Regions from separate parts of the Mus musculus genome. Here region 2 is linked to region 1. Evidence: chromatin loops called from intact Hi-C (ENCODE). Cell type or tissue: left cerebral cortex. All regions are shown on one strand.

The links. A loop is a pair of places that touch in the nucleus more often than their neighbours do. Peaks named below come from ENCODE experiments on the same cell type or tissue, not always from the same donor. Only the 100,000 strongest peaks of a DNase experiment are listed, where the experiment ranks them.
Region 2: it touches region 1 in a loop (2.1-fold over the local background); 1 of 42 quality-filtered maps calls a loop at or near these places.

What each region holds. Positions count from the first base shown.
Region 1 is chr4:107,803,490-107,808,489 of GRCm38, forward strand. All of the region lies in intron 2 of Lrp8 (low density lipoprotein receptor-related protein 8, apolipoprotein e receptor), which reads left to right. Lrp8os2 (low density lipoprotein receptor-related protein 8, apolipoprotein e receptor, opposite strand 2) reads right to left here. Exons shown (of 2, transcript NR_151515.1): 2 at 2,544-5,000. Among named protein-coding and RNA genes, the nearest start is that of Lrp8, 3.7 kb to the left of the region's middle. In left cerebral cortex, a CTCF peak has its summit at 2,170 (motif pointing left); DNase peaks (open chromatin) are centred at 106, 319, 891, 1,115 and 1 more place; H3K4me3 peaks cover 1,901 bases; H3K27ac peaks cover 2,502 bases.
Region 2 is chr4:107,885,868-107,890,867 of GRCm38, forward strand. Magoh (mago homolog, exon junction complex core component) reads left to right here. Exons shown (of 5, transcript NM_001282737.1): 5 at 1,310-1,557. The coding sequence ends at 1,409. It overlaps Czib (CXXC motif containing zinc binding protein), which reads left to right and starts at 3,959. Exons shown (of 8, transcript NM_001347160.1): 1 at 3,959-4,029; 2 at 4,252-4,335. The coding sequence starts at 4,024. In left cerebral cortex, a CTCF peak has its summit at 2,271 (motif pointing right); DNase peaks (open chromatin) are centred at 3,983 and 4,293; H3K4me3 peaks cover 1,710 bases; H3K27ac peaks cover 1,563 bases.

The sequences.
Region 1 (5,000 bases):
GGGTGGCTCAGCTGTCGGCGGGAGCTGGGTGGCAGGCGTGTCCTGCTTAGGGTGGAGCCCAGCGCGGCTTGCTGAAGCTACTAGCCCGAGACTGTGGGCGTGGACGCGGCAGCCCCTGCACACCTCTTAGCTCTATGGATCGGATCCCCAATCTGGGCCTCACTGGGAGCGCGCACTTCAAAGTTCCACGCAGCTCGGGCCACGAGGGGCTTTTCCTTGCTCGGTTTTATGAATGAATGGGCTCCCCGGGGCCACTGATTGGCTGCGCAAGGACCACCCCATAGGCCTGTGGCCGGAGCGGCCAATCCTGGGGCTGACGGTGTGCTGTAAAGGGCTCTAGGCCCTGCCCTGGCCCGCCCCGGCCGCACCCCCGCGCGCATCCTCCGGGTGGTAGGCTCAGGTCCTGGTCACAGTCTGCTGCCTTTCTGCCGAGTCACCCTTCAGAGAGCGTTTTCCTCCTGCCAGCCTAGTCTGGGTGTGAGTCATGGGGCCAACAGCAAGGAGGGGCTCAGGAGGAAGAGTGTGTTTCCTGGAAGCCACCGGAGCAACGGCAGTGAAGGCAGGCCAAATGCTAACCCCACTGCCTTTGCTGAGCGTGGCCTTTGTACACCCTGTGCAACCGGTGGAAGTTCCCCCTTGTGCGGGCGCGTGAGGGGTGTCTTTGGGGCCAGCGGCAATGGAGTCAGCAGGCGTTCTCTGCTGTGAAAGGAATTTAGTTCCTGGTACCAAGAACCTACACTCTTCTAGCCACGTCTTCCTAGGAGGCCTTTCAGTTGTCATTACAGAGGCCTGCTGTCTGCCTGCCGATGTTAGGTGTACAGGATCAGGCCGGCCGGCTCTGCAGTGTCGGAACACAGTGACAGAATGTGGAGGACACCAGGTGGGCACACACCAAGCATTCAGGAACGGGAGGCTGAGCAACAACTCGGGAGCAGTCTGTTAAGTCCTTGAGGCTTCCTGGTTTAACATTTTTTTGGGGTGGGGTACATTTGTAAAGCATGTATGTGAAGATAAGAGTAAAACTTTCGGGAGTCAATTCTCTCCTACTTTGTTGGGTCTCTGCCTCCAACTTAGCATCCTCCAGCTTGTCTGCGATGCCTCCACCCGCCCAGCCGTCTTATTGGTTCTCATGGAGCTCACAGGCAAGCAGAGATCTTCCTTGAGTTCTTTTGACTGTTCACTTGCTGGTCAGCCTGGCAGTTCTCTCTGGTCTAGCTTAGACCAGACTTTCGGGCATCAGAGCCTGACTGCCTCAGTTTCCCATTTGAGTTGTAACTACAGCCTGTGGTGGACTAACACTCTTCACAGAGGTTTATGCTACAGATGAAAACAGGCTCCAGGGTTGAGTTACCTGCTCTGTGGCTACTGAGTTGCCAAGTGGAAGCCTGGTCTTAGGCATCTTCTACCAGAGTTCTTAGCCTAATCCTTGTTCTATGCTATGGCTGTGGTTGGGTAAAATATCAAGAGGGGATTTCATGCCTAGGAGTTGTTCTGGTTTTCTTAGAGGGGTGCACACAGGACAGGGTGCAGAAATAGAAACCTTGTATCGTATCCCCTTAGGTCTTTAAAACACTAGTCTTGTGAGTGTGATTGTCATTTTGTAGGTAGAGATAGTGGCTCAGAGAGATGGGGTGGTGTTGTGTTTTACCGAAGGTCACACAGCATAGGCAGGATGGATGGCAGAACTTGGTCAAGATCTCTGCCTGCCTGTTAGCTCAGGGCATGAGTTGATGTAGAAGGGAGTGTGGTGTGGACAGGAGGGCCTTCTGCTCTTCACTTATGAAGGTGCATAGGTGGCTGGTAACCTGAGATGGGATTAGGAGATCTTTGAGGCAGTCGGGCAGCTGCTTTGGTTTGAAATGGATGAGGCAGGGTTCTGGGCAGATGTTCATGGTGCCCGTGGTGTGGAGAAGAACGTATGTTGCACACGGCTTGACTCCCTGAGCTTGCTTCCTCGGGCTCCCGCCAGGATGCCTGTCTCCATCTCTGTTCTATATTAGATCACAGGAAGTCTCGTGGGACTGGCAAGAAGGGGAGGGGAAGGTATTTGGAAATTCTTCTCCCCAGAACTGGAGAGATAGCTCAGCAGTTAAAATACTTAGTGCTCTTGCAGAGGACCAGAGTTGAGTTCCAAGCATCTACACCCACGCCCAGCATCTCACAACTGATCTGACTCCCTCTTGTGGCCTCTGTGGGCACACAGAGACACACACTGAGGACACACCATTCCGGGCCACCTGCTCAGACTCACCCCACCCCTGATACTTCACTCTGCTCTGTCCACAGGGGGCCTGGTTGCTCAGCCTCTCTTTGCCCTTAGGCTGCAAAACAGAGTGGGGGGAAGAGTTGTAATGTATGAAACTGTCCAGTGTAGGCACAATGAACCCAAGTGTCTGATGCAGCCCAAGTATGAGGGAGCTGAAGGGAAGGAGGGAGCTTTTGCACTGAGGAGACTGAGACAGGCTTCCTATAGAAGGCTACTGCAGAGCTCATCCCTAGAAGAGTCACTTGAGACTTGTCATCATAAAATAAGGGACACAGGTGGGGTACAGTGGGGCGTGCCTTTAATCACAGCAGTTGGGAGGCAGAGGCAAAAGGATGTCTTTGAGTTTGAGACCAGCCTGGTCTACACAGTGAGTTTCAGTCCCACTAATGCTACATAGTGAGACCCTGTCTCAACAAACACAAAAGGTGGGACAGACCTCATGCTACAGAGGTCACCACCAGTTCTCAGAGAGGTAACCCGACTCAAGTCATACAGCTTGTCCTTGGCTCTGGAACTCACACTGAGGTCTTGATCTTTAGCTTCAGGGAGGGTTCTTGGCCCACAGCTGGCGGGCTAGGGAAGGGAAGCACACTGGAGCTTCAGTTCCCAAGGTGCCTTCAAAGCGGAGGAAGGGTCTGTCGCCCTAGGGCTCCAGCCAGGGGAAGTTGGGTGGGACTCCAGCCTGTGGGTTCACGTAGGCCTGGGTTTCCTGTTGCTTTCTGGCGTCTGGGAGCAGAGGTGGGGATTCTGGTCGCTGGCCAGGCCTTTGCTCCTGGACCATCAAACACAGCACCTATTCACACTTGTCAAGCATTCGGGAACTCCAGGCAGCTAGCCCGGGCCATGTGCCTCTCTCTGCCGGTGCTCCTCAGTCTATAAGATGGTTGAGCCTGGGAGGCCTGAGCCATCTCCACCTTGTAGAAGCTCAGAGGGGGTAAGGAACAGTGTGTTTAAGTAAAATTGCTTCAGTGTGCATTCAGGCATGCAGCCACGGAGCCTGCACAGGCCCCCCCCAGGCCTCCATTTCTCATCCTGAGGTGTGTGAGACTCCCGACTGCCCCAGCTCCTGGAGTGCTGGACTGTTTTGTGGGAGATTGGATCAGGAAGCTCCTTCTCTGTACTCACCTGCTTTTCCCTTGCCTTAGCTCTCTGCCGCCATCCATCCATCCCACTCAGTGAAGAGCTGCTATAGCCCAGCCTCCCAGGCTTCAGGCCCACTAGATGGTCCTGGCCAGGCCACAGGGATTCCAGAGCTTGCCTGGTGGTGGCCTTATGAATGATGACAGTTTGGCTACAGGTCCTGGCTTGTGATGTAGCACACATTTGGCTGTGGGGTACAGTTAACCAAGACACCAGGCCCAGCTTCATTGTCCCTTTGGATAGATGACATCATTGACAAAGAGCTGTTCTTCTCTGAACCTTGGCTTTCCTGTCTCAGCTGTTGTGCCACCTGAGGATGGAGCCTGTGCTGTGACTTCTTTGTTCCTTGTGCCCGCTGCCCTCCAGCCTTTTCCTGCGTCCTTCTCTGAGCCCCGCCACCGCTGCAGCTCCGTCACCTGCCTTCTGCTTCTCACCTCCAGGCCTTTGTGTGTGCTGCTTGCTTTCTCAGGACACTGTTCCCGCCCATGCTCCCTGCGTTCCCTGTGGTTCTCAACCTGTGGGTCATGACCCCATGGGGGGGGGAGTCACGGATCTGATATTCTGCATATCAGATATTTACATTATATTTCATAGCAGTAGCAAATTACAGTTATGAAGCAGTTACAACATAATTTTGTAATATCATAATGTATAATAAATAATATTGTAATTATATGAGGAACTCTATTAAAGGGTTGCAGCATTAGGAAGGTTGAGAACCGCTGAGATGAGGACTTTCTCTTTGAAGAAGGTGCCTCTGTTCCCTCAGGCTGAGGTAAGGGACTTCAGGAATACTGAAATCCCAACTCTGTGCAGCCCTGAATCAGATAAACTCAGCTGTCCCCTTCTGGCTGAATGGCCCTGGTGACAATAGTGTCTCCTTCTTAGAGATGTGTGGTAAACTGAAATGTGCTCAGTGAGCAGGAGGCGAATGATGGGTGGCAGTGGGTAGCATGGTGGGCGAAACTCAGCTGAACACCTCTAAGGTTGCTACTACAGCAGCCACCCAAACCCTACTCCACAACAAGAGTTTCTGAAGGCTCCAGCAGGGGGTGTGGCTCCAGTAGGGGGTGTGGCTCCAGCAGGGGGTGTGGCTCCAGTAGGGGTGGTGGTGGTGGTGGTATGTGTGGCTTCAGGTAGTGCATGATGGTACAGCCACAACGGAGGTGGCTTCAAGGATACCTAGAGGTGCAGAACGTATTCAGGGAGGGCTGGGGAAGAAATGAATCTTACAGATGTGGCTGGTCTCTGAAAGTAGGCTGGGGCTGGGAGGGGCAGATCCTGGTGGGCAGCCTCTTACTTCTCTCTTTCTAGCTGAGTCTGTTATACCGTGACACTGCCACAGGCTCCAGGCTTGACTAGCCGTCTGTGCCGCTGGATTCTTCCAGCAGGACTTGAGGGTGCTGAAGGCTCTCTCTTGGGCTTTCCATGGCCCCTCCTGGGTGAGAGTCCCCTCAGTTTCCAAGGCTGTAGCTGGCTCATGGCTGTGTCTCCCCCCTCACCATCCCCCCCCCCTTGCTGCTGCTGCTGCTGCTGACTGACAGCTTTCCTCCTCGGAGAATGAGGTAGCAGGTGAATCCGAGGGACCTCAGGG
Region 2 (5,000 bases), 82 kb after region 1:
GGATGTGATTCTATTTGCTATAAAGAACCTTAGAATTTGGCAGGCTCTCTGCTTTCTGGACACACTTGTCAGTGCTGCTTGCTACTTTAAATTTTCTTCTTCAACTCTTAGAACAATAGATGGTCATTGTAGAAAATACAGGAGCTATAGAAAAGAGAAAGGGGGAGTTCTTTCATATCCTTAATAGACAGCCAGTGATAACATCTTTTTGGTTTCAGAAAGGCTCTTATTATCTAGCTATGACTGTCCAGGAACTCAGCTATAGTGGTCAGGCCAGCCTTGAACTTTGAATAGAAGCATGTGTGTCTCCTCTGCCCAGCTCTACCTAACATCTCCACGTGTAATGTCTTAGTCTTAGAGAGCACCAGGAGCTGAGGCAGGTGGTGCATGCTTGTAATCTCCAGTACTCGGGAGGAATAGCGCAGAAGATCAGCTCACGCTGCGAACCCGAGATTGTGTTACTTACTTTGAAATACCCTGCCTTTAGGTGTGGTGTGGCTCAGCCTTAGCACACACCTGTAATCCAGGAGCTTTCCGCTTGAATATTATAAACATGATTAAGTCGACCATAGGCCAAAAGGCAGAGCAATCAGTTGACAGAGAGTGAACATAGGAAAAAACTAGAGAGTAACAGGGAGTTGGGAGAGCTGAGAGGTGCAGGACGTAGAAGGGAGGGGCATCCAGTTTGAAGGAGGAGCTTCGGAGACGCTTCTAGGACATTGGTTGATGAGGAACGTCAGCTGGGCGCTTTCTCTGCCCCTCTGAGCTTTCACTCCAGTATCTGGCTCTTGGAGGCTTCATTGATAAAACCAAACAATTCAGATTTTGTTTTAAAGAAACAACATAGGAATCTCATGATTGAGCCATTCTGATGTGTGTATATATATAACAAGACCCAGCCTCAAAAACAAACAACTTTTAGCCCCCTCACCCTGTGTTGGGGTGGAGGTAGAACTCTTTGTTTAGGTTTGTGGTACTAGGAGTTGAACATAGAGCATCTATCCATCACTGACCTGGTTTCCAGCTCTATGTATAGTTTTGTTTTAAAAGCACAAGAGACAAAATCTGTTTTAGAAATCACAGTTTTTCCCCTAAACTTTATATATTTTCACAGTAAAAACAGCATGGCTTCCTAATATATCATTTTAGTAAGTGGCCCTTGTTAATGGACATGTGCTTCCTCAGGGTTTATTACTGTAAATATCTTTATAAGGAGCATTTTTATAGTAATCGGGGTTATTAATTTTTTTTTGGTATTTGCCAGTTTTCCTCTGCTTCTTAAACATTTTGGTTTTCTTTTGTGTTTTAGGGATCCGGAAGGCTTGCGAGTATTTTATTATCTTGTCCAGGACCTGAAGTGTTTAGTCTTCAGTCTGATTGGATTACACTTCAAGATTAAACCAATCTAGATATTGGATATTGTGGACACAAGGCGGGTGGGAGTTTTTAGTTACCATAATTAGGATTTTTTTTCTGTATATTGGGGCAATTTTTATAAACAATAAATGATGATCTTTAATAAATGCGATAACATCTTTTTTTGTTATTTTTCTAAACACCTGAATATGTGAATTCTCAGTCTGTAAGATACAAACATTCTGTGGGAGACTTGACAAAGCAAAGAAAAAAACAAACCTAAGCAACTAAGAACTGCCATTTACAGGAAATGATGGGGAAAGGTTTAAAAATTCAGTGAGGGCCAAGGAGATGGTTCTGGCAGGAAAAGCTTTAATGCATAAACTTGACCACTACCCACAGCCCTGGGACCTATGCTGGGCCTGGACTAAGCCACCCAGGAGCAGAAAGCGATCCTGTCTGAGCAAGGTGGAAGGCAAGAACTGACTCAGAACTTCCACCCCTTTGCTGTGCCATGGGTGTGCGCTAGCACACACACTGCTGAATATTTTTTTCAATACATTGAAGTTGAGAACCCCATTAGCAATATTCTAGGACAAGGTACCTGGGTTTTGTTTTGACCACGCCTCCCCTCCCTTTCCTGTCCAGGATGACTTTGAACTTGGGATCTGTCTCCCAAGTGCTGGGATTTTAGGCAGGTGCCACCACACATAGTTCAACCTGGATTTTTAAGTTTCAAGGGAAATGGAAACCCTGAAGATTTACAAGATGACTAATTGCTGGAGTTATAGCTCAGTAGTAAAACACCTGACTAGCATTCATAGCTTCTTGGGCATAAAATTTTATTGTGGTTGGGCATTTATTTTTTATTTATGTATATGGGTACATTGTAGCTATCTTCAGACACACCAGAAGAGGGCATCAGATCCCATTACAGATGGTTGTGAGCCACCATGTGGTTACTGGGAATTGAACTCATGACTTGTAGAAGAGCAGTCAGTGCTCTTAACCACTGAGCCATCTCTCCAGCCAATGGCTGGGCTTTTTAACATATCCTTTATTTCCGTATGAAGGAAAACTGTTCAATAGGTAGATTGGCAGGAACTTTCTCTTGCCATTACTTAAATTTCATGGCTTGCTGAAAATAGCTGATTAGATGGCATCAGAAGGAATGGGACTTGATAGGGTTCATTGGTCTGAAGGGACACGAGCCTAAATACATATCCTTAGAGACATTCCATTCTGAGACAAGGTCCCAAGCATCCTCAAGACTTTTCATACTCCGTTAGGGATATCATTAATATGTGACATGTCAGGATGCCAGACTTCTGAGACACTTAAAGACCAGTCTGGTGGTGTCCAACAGGCAGGGGGATGGCTCAGCGGTTAAGAGAACTTGCTGCTGTAGTAGATGACCTCATTTCTGTTCCTAACATCCATAGGGTGGCTCTATCAGTGTGTCACAGAGTGTTGCGGCCGGCTCACATGTCTGGGTTCTAGCCTGGGAGGCATCTTGGAATCTGGAAGAGAAGAGGGAGCTAGGCGGCGGGAGAGAGAATGGAACCAAGACAACTAGTCTGCTCAAGGTTCAATTTTACTATTCCCAGGCACTGGTTTATGAAGAAGGGGAAGGAACCCATTCCCGCCAAATCATCCTTGGAGTCCAGTTTCAGGTGACAACTTGATTAACTCCGGAACTGCTAGGCGGCAGGCAGTAGCAGTGGGAGTGGTAGAACGATAAGGTGGCAGGCTCCAACCCCCCCCCCCATGCTCTCTTCGTGCTATCAGTGAAACCTGTTCAGCCAGGTTTCAGGCTGAGGGGGGGGAGGGTACAAGAGGGTTATTTATGGTGCCCTCTTTTAGCCTTGGTGGGAGCTGCATGCATGTGGAGCACATACATACTACCTGCCAAAACCAAAATAAAATTTAAAAAGACTGGGCCATAAAAGTGGGAGCCAAGCATGGTGACACACGCCTTTAATCCCAGCATTCGAGAGGCAGAGGCAGGTGGATCTCTTTTGAGTTCGAGGCCAGCCAGGTCTACAAAGCGAGTCTAGGAGAGCCAGGGCTATAATTACACAGAGAAACCCTGTCTCTAAAAAATAAAAATGGGGCATGTTTTCGAATGTTGGTGCTCCCAGCTCCTGCAGTGTCGGTTAAATATATGACTAAGGTGGGGGAAAGTCAGCTCTGTTCAGGCATAGCTACCACGAGGACATGGACACAGGGCAACCCTGTGGGAAAAGTCGCAGCATCAAATCGTGTACATCCAGTGGGCAGTTTAGAGGGCGACTACCCATCATCTGGGAGGCTGCAGCGTAATCTGAGCCTCAGGACCACAGGTAGTGAGAAGTCGGATAGAGAACCGAGAGCCTAGAGAGGTCTGGCAGAGGTTTCCAGCCCGACTATCTTGCCTGCTCAGTGAAGGCACAGATTGAGAATCAGGAACCATCTCTGGCATTTGCGTTTACATCGGTTCCAGCAAACCTACCGAAAACAGCCGAGCCCGGCAGGTTAAGGAGGGACAAGCTAGAAAACGCCAGCCTACAGTACCACTCACTAACGCCCCGCTCCCCGCCCACCCGCACTGAGGCTGCGCGGCGACGCCGGCCTTTTACGACGGGTCGGAAAGCAGCTGTCGCAGCGACTTAACGTGGACCGGCAGCTATGGGGGTAAGGAGAGGCTAGTCGCCATTGGGGCATCCCGTCTGGTAGTAGCCCAGTGAGAGATGGGTCCGAGGCGGCGAGGGGCTCAGAGTGGCGAGCTCAGAGCAGGAGAGAATGGAAGGCGTGAGGCTCGGGTGGCGGGGCTTGAGTCGGGAGGGGCGGGGTGGGGCGTGGCACGCAGCTGAGCGGACGAGGCCTTGCACTCAGCGTGTCCCGCCCTCTTCTCAGAAAATCGCACTGCAGCTCAAAGCCACGCTGGAGAACGTCACGAACCTTCGGCCAGTGGGCGAGGACTTCCGGTGGTACCTGAAGGTGCGACGGAAGGCGGGTTCCTCTAGGGAAGGGAGGAGCATCCGGAGGCAGTGGGGCATCTTAGGGCTCAGGGCCCAGCCTTGATCACAGTGTTGAACTGGGAGCTTTTCTAAAAGTTCCACCGGGTCTGAGGTGCTTAACCAGGCATCTAAGTGAGATCTTCAGGATGGAATTTTAGATTTTATTTTTATTGATTAAACGTTAGTCTTATGTAATCTAGGCTGGCCTTGCGCTCTTTATGTAGCGAGGGATGACTTTGAACTCCTGATCTTCTTACTAGGATTACAGATGTTCGGCCTCCTCACACGGTGGAGTTTTGTGGTTTTATCCCTCTTCTGTTCTGGCGGGTATATCTGAATTTGGGGCCTCACGCTAGCACTCTCCTGATGTGAAATCCTTCCAGCTCTTAGTTTATAAACATACACGGAACAAAATATCATTTGAAGGGACCCTGTGCTTACTTAATATAGTGAATAAACCCACCTTGTTTTATTTGCTGGCTTTACTTATTGGGAAAGTTGGCCACCCTTTGACCTCACACAGTGCTAGTAAACTGGGTAGGTACCCTGCCCTAGAGGCCCAAACAGTGTGACACCCTTCATCGTCCCAGGCTGTGCTTTATTCTCCTAGTCTATCTCAGTGCCTCACATACCCAACCAAAGCCA